Linked DNA regions of Homo sapiens: region 1 is linked to region 2. Evidence: chromatin contacts called from ENCODE Hi-C or POLR2A ChIA-PET data. All regions are on one chromosome and are shown on one strand. The core of a region is the stretch at or near the end of the contact, and the rest is flanking DNA. Distances in the headings are between cores, read along the strand shown.

Region 1 (5,735 bases), core at 346-2,845, 210 kb before region 2:
GTGGGGATGGGGGCCCCAGACTTGAGCACGTGCCAGGCAGAGGGAAAGGGAGCTCCGGAGAGGTCGAGTCAGGGTAGGGGGCTTGATGGCCACACCCAAGCCAGAGAGGAAGCCGGAGGCTGCGAGCCAGCCCTGAACCCGGCAGCCTCTGCCGTGATGAACCAGGGCGACCCCTCTACCCAGCGGCTCAGCCGACACCCTCAGAAACTCAATTTTATTTAACCAGCACATATCATGTGCACTCTGGACCAGGAGTGGTTCACTTACTCCTCACAAGCAGGCTGCCAGCAGCAGGGACACGGGCACAGAGGGGCTAGGGAACTTGCCCAAGGTCACACTGCTGGTCGGTGGCAGAACTGAGATCGGAGCACTGACTGTTTGGAGCCACAGTCCAAAGCGCTGCTGCCCAGCTCTTCCCCAGGGAGCCACTGCAGGTGGAAACTGAACCCCGAAGAGCAGGGGGCTGGACTGGGGTCGAGACTGCTGGCGTGAACCTGACGGATCGCCATGGCCCAACCCCTTCCTGGCTGTGTGGCCTTAGACGAGTTGCTTCACCTCTCTGGGCCTCAGATGTCTCCATTCTAGAGTAGGAATAGTAGCAATAACCATCCATTCAGAATTTGTTAAGCACCTTCTGTGAGCCAGGTCCTATTCTGGAATCCGGGACCACAGCTGTGGTGAGGACAGGCGAGACCTGCCTCACGGTGGGGCTGGGGTGGTGAGGACCACCTGAGACAGGGTGTGGACAAACACCTTCGTCTACTTGTGGCTGGCTCTCCTTAATGCTCCACTGGGCCCTCCACATTGGGCCTGATGGCGAAGACTTGGGAACTACACACCCGGAGGTGAAGGAGATTCCAGGGCAAGGCAGTGCAGGAGCAAGGGCCAGGGGGCTGGGCTGGGCGGGGCAGTGCTGGGACAGCGCTTGGGTGGCGCCTGGGGCCGAGATGTCCCTGCTCTGGAGGCTGTGCTGGAGGTCCCGAGGTTGGAATGTCCTCTCTGTGTCCTGGGGTGGGGATGGGTGACAAACGGTAGCATCAGGCCAGCAATCCCTGGGCACATCTTGAGGTACAGGAACATCCTGTCTGACAGCTTCCACCGTGAGTTCCCTGACCTGTGAGTAGTTCAGGTTCACCTGCCCAGCTGGGCCCAAAGCACGAACACCCACGGGCGTGGGCTGGGAACATCTTTTTTTTCCTGAGAATCCCTTTCTTTCTGAATTCAAAAGCGACATTTGTTCATAATAAAAATAAGATTGGAAAAGCTAGGAAGATACCAAAATTATATGAAAAAAAAAATCACAAAATCACCCCATCCAGCCCCCCTGAGACGAACGCTAGTAATATGTTGGTGAACAGTCCTCTGGCTGTTTTTCTGTGCAACTTTCAACCTGGTTGGGACCAAGCTATGCATAGAATTTTGTGTTGGGTTCTTTTTGTTTAACATATGGTATGCCATCACCTAGAATTATGTTTATGGTTTCTTTCTGATTACAAAATTAATATGTACTCACTGTGAAAACAAATGAAACAATTATAGAAATGTGGAACGGTGAGAGGCCAGGGTGAAAAAGAAAGTGAAACTCCCCCCTAATTCCCAGCCCAGAGACATCGCCGTGTAAACTGTAAACAGGTAAACACTGCTGTGTAAACTCCCCGAGGAGCGCAGACCAGCAGAGGTGTTTAGAGCACAGGCCCAGGATCAGGTTGGCCTGGGAACCAATCCTGCCTCCGCAGGCAAAGCCTTAGCTGACCTCTCTGAGCCTTGATTTTCTGTAAGCGAAATTCATGAGAGCAGGGCCTACGTCACAATGTTGCTGGAGGAATTAAGGAATATACCAAAAGCATTGCCATCAGTGAGTTACAACAGGCAAAGTGCTCGAAGCAGGACACAGGAAGTGCTGGAATCATGTTAGGTTGTACTGTAAACACCCGACAGAAACCACAAAGGGGAATGCACAACTCACTATGCGCCAGGTAAGGGCTTTGCATCTGTCTCATTTAATCCTCCCCCAAGCTCTGTGAGGTAGGTACTTTGATTATCCCCATTTTACAGATCTGAGAAACAAGGCTGAGAGAAGTTGAGTGTCATAGAAGCACTATCCATAATAGCCCAAAGGCAAATGGAGCCCGAATGTCCATCGACAAATGAATAAATCCATCATGATATATCCAATATACATAAAAAGGAATGAAAGACCAGGCATGGTGGGTAACGCCTGTAATCCCAGCCCTTTGGGAGGCTGAGGCAGGAGGAGGCCAGGAGTTCGAGACCAGCCTGCGCAACATGGCGAAACCCCGCCTCTACAAAAAATACAAAAATTAGCCAGGCATGGTGGCATGTCCCTGTAGTCTCAGCTGAGGCAGGAGGATGGTTTGAGTCTGGGAGGCAGAGGTTGCAATGAGCCAAGATTTCACCAGTGCACTCCAGGCTGGCAACAGAGCATGACCCTGTCTCAAAAAACTTAAAAAGGAATGGAATACTGACATGTGCTACAAAACAGAGGAGCCCTGAAAACATTATGCTAAGTGAAAAAAGCCAATCAGAGAAGACCACATGTTGTATGCTTCCTTTTCTATGAAATGTCCAGAATAAGGAAGTCCACAGAAACAGAAATAGATTAGTGGTTGCCAGGGAATGGGGGAAGGAGGGTGTGGGGACAGACTGCTTAATAGGTAACGGGGTCTCCTTCGGAATTAGAGATGGTGGTCGCACAGCGTTGTGAATGTACTAAACGCCACCGAATTGCTCACTTTAAAATGACTAATCTTGAGTTTAACCTCGATTAAAATTTAAAAAATGAAAAAGGAAGAAAGGGTGAGGGACTTGCCCAAGCTCGGGCCACACAGCCAGTGATGGTTCTCCTTCTGGGCAGACCGGAGACCACCTGGCAGAGCCCTTTGTTTGTAGTGTTTCTGCCCATCACCATGACCCCGATTTCCAGAGTGGAGTCGCCAGGTCAGAGGTGGCAACCTGTACATGGATGACACACTGGGGGACTGGGCCTCGCCCTGCGGGGGGACCTGGGTGGGTGGGAATGCCAGCTGCCCGGCCAGAATCCCACGAGACTGGTCAGTGCAGTTGTCCCCAGAGCCCAGCGGGGTGGAGGGCGGGGCTGCCCTTTGGCCTGCACTTTTTGGTTAAGCCTGTGCTTTCAACACCCGCCTCCTGCCTGCCTGGGTTATATTTAATCCTGCTCGCTTCCGGAAACCAGGACTCCGAGGACAGCGTGGCCTCCTTCTGGCTCCAGAGCCCTGTGGGGTCCGCCACGGCACGGACCTGCCTTTGGTCACCGTGCAGCCTCAGAACCCTGCTGTGCTTTCTGAGCCCCAGATTCCCCATCTGAAAACAGATGCGACAATGGCCCAACCACAGGGAGGTTTCGATGGGAGGATGGACCTGCGGGGCCGGCTCAGAGCTAGGCCTATTCAGATGAAGGCACCAGGAAAGGAACTGTTCGTTCACTTGCCCCTAAGATGTTCCGGGTTTCTCTTGCGGTACCTTGGAAAGTTGATTGTGGACCTAGAAATATGTCCAAGGTCTATCATTACACGGAAAAGCAAGCGCAATGGGTGAGGGGGCCCCTAGCAGACACTCAAGTGGGAGCTATTATTATTTATTTGGGCTTTTGATGTTTGTTCCATGTATGTTTCCATACACAGGGAACATTTCTAGAAGACTTCATGAGAAACTGTGAACAGCAATTAGTTCCTTCTGGGGATGGGCAAGGAATGAGATTTTTCACTCAATACCTTTCTGTTCTCTTGAAAGTTTTCACCATGAGCATGTGTTACTTTTATAGTAATAGTTTAAAATAACATTAAACTCGGAAATAAAAAATGTTCATTATTATGACCCTTTCAATTAACGGAAGAGGAAAATGGCACCCAGCCTCACATCCTCCAAGAAGTCCTCCTGATAGCCCAGGCACCCGGCTTCTCCCAGGCAGAAGGGATCACCCTACCCATCACTCTGTTTCCTTGTCTGCCTCTCCTATGAAACTAGCAGGCTGGGAGGGATGGGCCTGTCTGACTCGTCCCTGAGTCCGTAGCGCCCAGCCCTGATGAGTGGCACTGGTGGGCACGGATGAGTGAAGGAACGAGGCTCCCAGAGGCTAAGCCAGCTGACCGGGATCACAAAGTAAATGGTTTTGCAGGGTGAGACCCTGGTCTCTGGGCTCCAACTCAAACATACCCTGACTTCTCTAGGCCAGCTCCCATCCACTTACCAGAGATGTCTAATAGGGGCAGCCTGAGAATTGTCCAGACGGCCTCAGGCATCCTGCAGGTGCTATGGCATTTGGAGTTTGGGAGAAATAGTTGTTCAGGCTCCAAGTGGGAGCTGGGGATGCCCAAGGTGTGGAAAATGCCAGAGGGTGGTCCAAACAGAGCCAACTAGAGAGGCCACCAAAAAAGAGTGGTTTGTTCTCCCTATTTCCTTACCTGACACTTTAAAATTAAGATTTCAGCCTCCTAAATCAGGTACAAACTTTTCTGATGATGGCAAAGTCCCTCTCAGGTGAAGAGCAGCTGCCGCTGCCTGGAAGGCTTTAGAACCCAAAGGTCTGGTAAGACAGCTCTTATGAACCCATTTTGCAGATGGGAAAACCGAGGATCAGAGAGATGTAATGCTTTGAAGAGCAAGGTCTCACATTGACCCTTCAGAGTCTAGAATGTCTGTGTTGACACCAGTGTCCCACATGACACGGCTTTGAGTCAGGCTGCCTGGGTTTCTAATCATTCCTAATTCATAAGTCTGAATTAATAGTTTAAAATAACATTAAACTCTGAAATAAGGAATGTTTGTTATTATGACCCTTTCAATTAATGGAAGAGGAAAATGGCACCCAGCCTCACCTCCTTTGAGTCAGGCTGCCTGGGTTTCTAATCATTGGAAGATTAAATAACATAGTGCAGTATACAGAAGGCACTTAAGGCTACTGCCTGGCACAAGGTAAGCACACAATAATAACTACCATTAGTGGCTGTTGGTGTGCCATTGCAGAGGCAGATTTTTGGGGTGTGTATGGCCTTTATTGGTGACACTCCCAACATGTGTCCATATACCCCTTGGAAGCATCAGTGTCTCATCACCCTGTCCCCCAACCTTCCATTGCAGGAAGAGGCTCCAACCCTACCTTAGAAGAGCTGGGGCCTCTGTGAGCTCCACCCACCCTGGGGGCAGCAGCTGACCTGGCTCTGGCCCTTTGGCCTGCTGCCTGCACATGGTCAGTGCTGCCAGAGAGCCTGGCCTGCCCAGAGAGGGCTGACCTTGACCTCTAAACTGGACCTAGGGGATGTCTTCTGGGCAGACCTTCAACCAACAGCAAACATCATTTCCACGTGCCTTCAAACAAACAAGTACAAATTACACTCCTAAATTACAGAGACTGGGAAAACTACCTCCTCCTGCTCTGGTTTGCTTTTGAAGAGGTATCCTTGGAATCATGATCTTCAAACTTTCTGGACTCATATAAGCCTTAAACATTTTCGGTGGCTAGGCATGGTGGATTGCTTGAGGCCAGCAGTTCGGGATCAGCCAGGGCAACATAGCGAGATCTTATCTCTATAAAAATTTAAAAATTAGCCAGGCGGCACATGCCTGCAGTCCCAGCTACTCAGGAGGCTGAGGTGTGAGGATTGGTGGAGTTGAGGAGTTCAGGGCTGCAGTGAGCTACAATCGCACCACTGCACTCCAGCCTCACTCCAGCAAGAACATGTCTAAAAAAATTTAAA
Region 2 (5,704 bases), core at 1,289-3,788:
GGATTTGTGGCAGGGCTGGCGTGGTCCACTTGTGCTTACAGAAGATGGCCCTGGTAGAGAGCGTTGCTGGGGTCTGGGGCTTGGTGTGGAGCTGTACCTGCGGGGTGCCTGAAGGAGGGGCAAGGCAGGCACACCTGGGGCGCGACTGGCATCTGTCTGCAGGGTGTATGCAGCCGAAAAAAGGCAGGAGGACAAGGAGGCTGGACAGTGGGGAGTCCTGGTGTTAACCTGGAAGACCAGAGGGTTTAGAGCACATACGACTCCTGTTTCTGTTGTTCAGTGTCTGAATGAATGCGGCCGAGGGCTGTTGAGAAAGCGTCTCGCTCTGGCCTCCTGACTGCAGAGGTGTGTCTGAGCCAAGGCTGATCGATGGGGCTTTTGACACGAGACATCAGCCTTTTAGAAAGAAGAAATGGTTCTCCTCTCATCTTTGCGGACGTTGTCAGGTCTCCTCTCCCACCTGCTGCAGAAGGAGGGATCTGAGTGGGCACCTGGACGAAGGGGCTAGGTAGGAGGTGAGATATGCCAGCACCTAGGCGCTGTGCAGGTATGGATGGTGGCGGGAGAGGCACCACAGCTATGCGCTGGCATGTGTGCATATCGGGGTAGTGGGGCAGGACTCATGAGCTAGAGTCCTGGGCTCTCAGGGAACCCCGCTGCGACGGTGCGGGTGGCACTGACCATGTGTGGGTTGGAGGCAGGGCACCTACAGATATCGATTGTTTACTTGCCGTGCCCTTGATGGTGGGGTTGCGGCAGCTGCAGGTGAGTCTCACCAGGGTTAATGAGTGCTCTGTGTCTGCACAGCAGCTGAGACAGCTTGGAGGCCAACAGCTGCTTGTCCTTAATGCTGCTAGTAGAGTGAGTGCTTTTTCTCCATAGGACAAAGGAGTTTCTTCTTCCCACTGAAGGGCCCTTTGTTGGGGATGCAAAACAAAAGGAGTCCAGCATTCTCTGGGGCAGGGTTGGTAAATGGCCCTCACCCCCTACTGGCCACCCCCCAGCTCTCAGCCTGCTCCAGGGAGGTTGTGGTGGTCTGCCACTCCTTGCCTGCTCTCTCCCAGCCCCCCACTGCCCATTACCCCTTCTTTTCAGAGGGACTCCTTCCTGCTGAGAGGTTACCTCTGTTGAGTTCTCAGTCTCGGGCCTTGATTCGTCTGGGTTGCACTCCCGTTACCTGACCCCTGTGCCTTGCATGTCAGTCCTGCCTCCTCATCGCCCTATACTTGCCTCCCCTGCACACACACACACACGGTGGCTGCTCCATTTGCCAGCAGACGTGTGTAGAACCTACTGCATGCTGGGTAGATCCTGGGGATGCAGAGGTGACTCTACCCTGCCCTCTGGGAGACCCCACCGAAGGTGAAGGCATGTGGAGAGGAGAGGGTATGGATCCATCACATAGGTACAGAATGGAGGGAATGCCCTGTGCCCTGGAAACAGAAGCAGGGGAGCCCAGGCCCGGCAGCTGGTCCGGGAGGGCTCTGCAGAATGCCCCGAGGGCAAGTGCGAGGACTTCCCATGTCGGGGGTGGGACAGGTGCATTTGAAATAGTGAAAAGAGGAAGCTTGGAGCCAGCAGCCCCTCTGTTCTGTCTCCTGTGAGTGTCAGAGATGGTGGCTATGGCCATTGTGTGCTCAGCATCTGAAGGTCAAAGGGTGGGCTGACTCACCGGGCCACACAGCCCATGAAGCAGCAGCTGAGGGACTGCTGGACTCCGGAGCAGCAGCACCAGTGTGGTCTCCCTGTCGGGCAGACAGCACAGATGTTGAAGGGACAGAGCAGATGGGCTCTGCAGTGCCCAGGCTCGCTCCTGCCCAGCTGTGTTCTCTCACTGCACGTGACCTGAGAGTGATGTTTGGTCATGTGACAAGTAGGTGCAGCTCCTTGGCTCCCCCTTGGCCTCCCGGGCCCGGCCACAGCTACGCCAGGACTCCCGATGGCTTGCCCCACCAGAAAGGAGGATGTCCTTTCAGCCCAGACCCCAGGCTACAGCACCTTTTCACTTGTAGTGACTTGTTTTGGGGTCGCACTTCAGCCTCTAACCCACAAAAAAATATATCAACATGCTTTTTATGAGCTTTTCAAAAGTCATGGCCTATCATATGAGCCTAAGCTCTTATGTTAAAAATAATCATGCAACTTTGATTTTGTTTGAGACTGAGTCTCACTGTGTCACCCAGGCTTGGAGTGCAGTGGTGTGATCTCGGCTCACTGCAACCTCCGTCTCCCAGGTTCAAGCGATTCTTTGTGCCTCAGCCTCCTGAGTAGCTGGGATTACAGGCGTGCGCCACCACGCCTGGCTAATTTTTGTATTTTTAGTAGAGACAGGTTTCGCCATGTTGCCCATGTGGTCTCGAACTCCTGGGCTCAGGCAATCCACCCACCTCGGCCTCCCAAAGTACTGGGATTACAGGTGTGAGCCACCGTGCCCAGCCACAACTTTGATTTTTGACATTAATTTTTATCTGCACTACCTTTGTACAGACTAATAATAGTGTTAGCCGAGACCTGAAAAACCAAGGTTTCTGTTCCTCTTAGTCGTCCTCCTGCCAGCCCGTTTCAGTGAATAACACTCCAGCTTGTGCTCAACCTTCCAGACCACGAATCTGGGAGCCACTCACCCAGACTTCTCCTTTCTGCACATCCCCACACTCCGCGGCTTCTGTGCAATTCTCCCGTCCATTCCTTACACCCTCTGCAGCTCCTGTCCCTCCAGAGTAGAGAGGCCTGTCCCGGATCCTGGTGCCTTCCCCTTCCTGACTGCAGTTTCCCAGAGACAGACAACGCCTCTTCAGCAAAATGTATACCCTTAGTGAACCCAAGTTCTGGATGCCAGGTTCTTAGTGTCTTCTACTGCCTGAAGTTTTAACCTGGTTTAATTGCCTAAGTCCTTCACTGATGGCGAAATCTTAGATGTTAAACGGATTGAATCTCAGACAATTCAAAGTTCATTTTCTTTTTCTTTCTTTTTTTGAAACAAGGTCTTGCTCTGTCGCCCAGGCTGGAGTGCAGTGGCACGATCATAGTGAAAGTCCATTTCTTATAAATAGAAATTACCTTGGGCTATGAAACTATTTCCGAAATGATTATAACCACAACAGAAAAGGAAGGAAACAGTGAAACTATTTGTTTTATTTTTTTGAAAGTTTCTGTAACTTTATTTTGATAAAATTTCAAATTTACTAAAAAACTGCAGAAAACCCCCGGAACTCCAATATATTCTTTACCAGATTTACCAACTGTGTGCATTTGGCTCCATTTGTTCTACTTCTCTTTACGTGTGATAGTATATATGCATATTTTTTCCTGTGCCATTAGAAGAGTAAGTTTGAGATACCATGTCTGTTTACCCTTAAATATATCAGCATATTTCCTAAGAACAAGGGCATTCCCTTATGTAACCACAGAACAGTTGTCAAAATGAGGTCACTTAGCATTAATCCAATGTTGTTGTCAAATCCACAGTCTGTAACCATACTTCATCAATTGTCCCAATAATCTTTTTTTTTTTTGGCGATAGAGTCTCACTCTGTCGCCCCCAGGCTGGAGTGCAATGGTGTGATCTTGGCTCACTACAACCTCCGCCTCCTGGGTTCAAGCGATTCTCCTGCCTCAGCCTCCCGAGTAGCTGGGATTACAGGCATGAGCCACTGCACCTGGCCCTCTTTCATGTCCTTTTAATCTGAAACAGTTCCTCAGCCTTTCTTTGTTTTCATGACATTGACATTTTGAGAGCTTATAGGTCCATTATTGTATAAATTGTCTCAGTCTGGGTGTGTCTGCTTCTCTTCATGATTGGATTCAGGTCATGCATTCTTGGGCATCAGCGCCATTGACTTGGTGTGTTGTTCCCCATGCATCAGATCAGATGTCCTGTGCCATCTGTCCTGGCTTTTTAAAAAATAGAGACAAGTGTCTTGCTCTGTCACTCAGACTGGTGGTGTAATCATAGCTCACTGTAACCTTGAACTCCTGGGTTCCAATGATATCGCCTTAGCCTCCCCAGTAGCTAGGGCTGCTGATACATGCCACCGTACCTGGCTAATTTAAAAAGATTATGTGTAGAGACAGAGTCTCACTACCTTGCTCAGGTGAGTCTCAAACTCTTGGCCTCCTAAAGTGCTGAGATTATAGGTGTGAGCCACCACTCCTCGCTGGTGATGTTAGCTTTGATCACTTGGCTGAGGTGTGTCCCTCAGGTTTCTCCGGCATAAGATTAACTATTTTGCTTCATGTAATTAATAAGGAATTTGTAGGAGACACTTTCAAACTGTGTAAAAATCCATTCCTCATTGAGCTTTCCCCACTGGTGTAAGCATCTGTTGATCATTTCCTAGCTCCATTGGTCTCTCCTTACTAGGTGACTTCCCAAGAGCTTTCCTCCTCCTCCATTAATTTCTATGTTTGTTTATTTGTACCTATATGGGCTAGTGGATTTCTCTTTTATTCAGTGAGTTATAATCCATTGTTCTCATTATTTGGATGAGTAAATTGTTCCAGATTGAGTCAGTGGGAGCCTATTCAGGCTGGCTACTGTTTCTTTTAGACACGTCCCAGTATTTCTTTGAGAACTTTCTTTCTAGTCCAGCAAGATGCTGCAGGCTCATCTTGTACTTTCTAGTAAGTCCTGGAAGCCATTTGTTTTTAATGAATGCATTGATACAGTGCATTCCAAAATTTTATTTTGTGTTAATACTACTAGTTGGGATTTATTTGTGTTATTTGGAACTTTTGTTTACATGTTCTTTGGAGAGAAGACCTTGTGATCATCTCATGAGTAACTTTCTTTTTATGATATGTGAATACTCATTATAAATAGGTAATACAGATTTACCTTGTACATAATTTAAGCTAGGGGTTACGTACTAAAGCAGCTGTTACTCTTTAACACTAATTGTGTACTTGAAATTTTAATTTGTATAACAACCTTGTAGAACATGGGGCAGTGTGCCCTTGTTAAATGTAGGAAACTGAGGCTCAGAGGTTAATATACTGGTCCAGTGTCATGTGGCTAATGAATGGTTGAGCCAGAGTTTCAATTCAGTTTAGTCTGACTTCAAAGCTTACTTTTTCTGATACCCTTTGTTATGACATAACACATTTTCTTACTCTAAATTATAGAATTAGTTGAATAACAAAAAGGTTTTTTGTTTGTGTGTTTGATTTTGAGACGGAGTCTTGCTCTGTCACCCAGGCTGGAGTGCAGTGGCACGATCTCAGCTCACTGCAAGCTCCGCCTCCCAGGTTCATGTCATTCTCCTGCCTCAGCCTCCCGAGTAGCTGGGACTACAGGTGCCTGCCACCATGCTGGGCTAATTTTTTGTATTTTTAGTAGAGACGGGGTTTCACCATGTTAACCAGGATGGTCTCGATCTCCTGACCTCGTGATCTGCCCACCTCGGCCTCCCAAAGTGCTGGGATTACAGGCGTGAGCCACTGCACCTGGCCAACAAAAAGTTTATTTCTGGCTTAAGGTCTTTCTCCTGCCGCGTAATTCTGTGTCTGTATGAAAATCAAGTCTGAAGAATTAAAGTACGTGGTTCTCAGAGGAAAGCTGACTTGTTTTTATTAGAGTGGTTCTGCTGTTCTGGTGTTTCTTGAATTACCCAGAAATGCCCTAACCTTGTTATTTTCTTCCTATAGGAACTTGCTTGCTAGAAAACAAAGTGCAAGGCTTGACAAACACAATGACTTGGGATGG

The links. A loop is a pair of places that touch in the nucleus more often than their neighbours do. ChIA-PET counts read pairs that join two places held with the same protein, here RNA polymerase II (POLR2A). Pooled maps may share reads with other maps.
Region 1: a pooled map shows a loop between it and region 2 (2.1-fold over the local background). The contact joins two enhancer-like sites. A Hi-C loop is called at or near these places in 1 of 50 pooled maps. POLR2A ChIA-PET finds 5 or more read pairs at or near these places in 2 of 52 experiments (H1 and OCI-LY7).

The regions. Positions count from the first base shown.
Region 1 is chr4:6,750,081-6,755,815 of GRCh38, forward strand. No RefSeq gene overlaps it. Among named protein-coding and RNA genes, the nearest start is that of KIAA0232, 30 kb to the right of the region's middle. Within about 2 kb of position 1,596, at least 10 of the 41 ENCODE cell types and tissues checked have a DNase peak (open chromatin) inside an H3K27ac peak, as active enhancers do.
Region 2 is chr4:6,961,658-6,967,361 of GRCh38, forward strand. TBC1D14 (TBC1 domain family member 14) reads left to right here. Exons shown (of 14, transcript NM_020773.3): 3 at 5,647-5,704. Among named protein-coding and RNA genes, the nearest start is that of TBC1D14, 55 kb to the left of the region's middle. RefSeq lists an enhancer at 2,558-2,797. Within about 2 kb of position 2,539, at least 9 of the 41 ENCODE cell types and tissues checked have a DNase peak (open chromatin) inside an H3K27ac peak, as active enhancers do.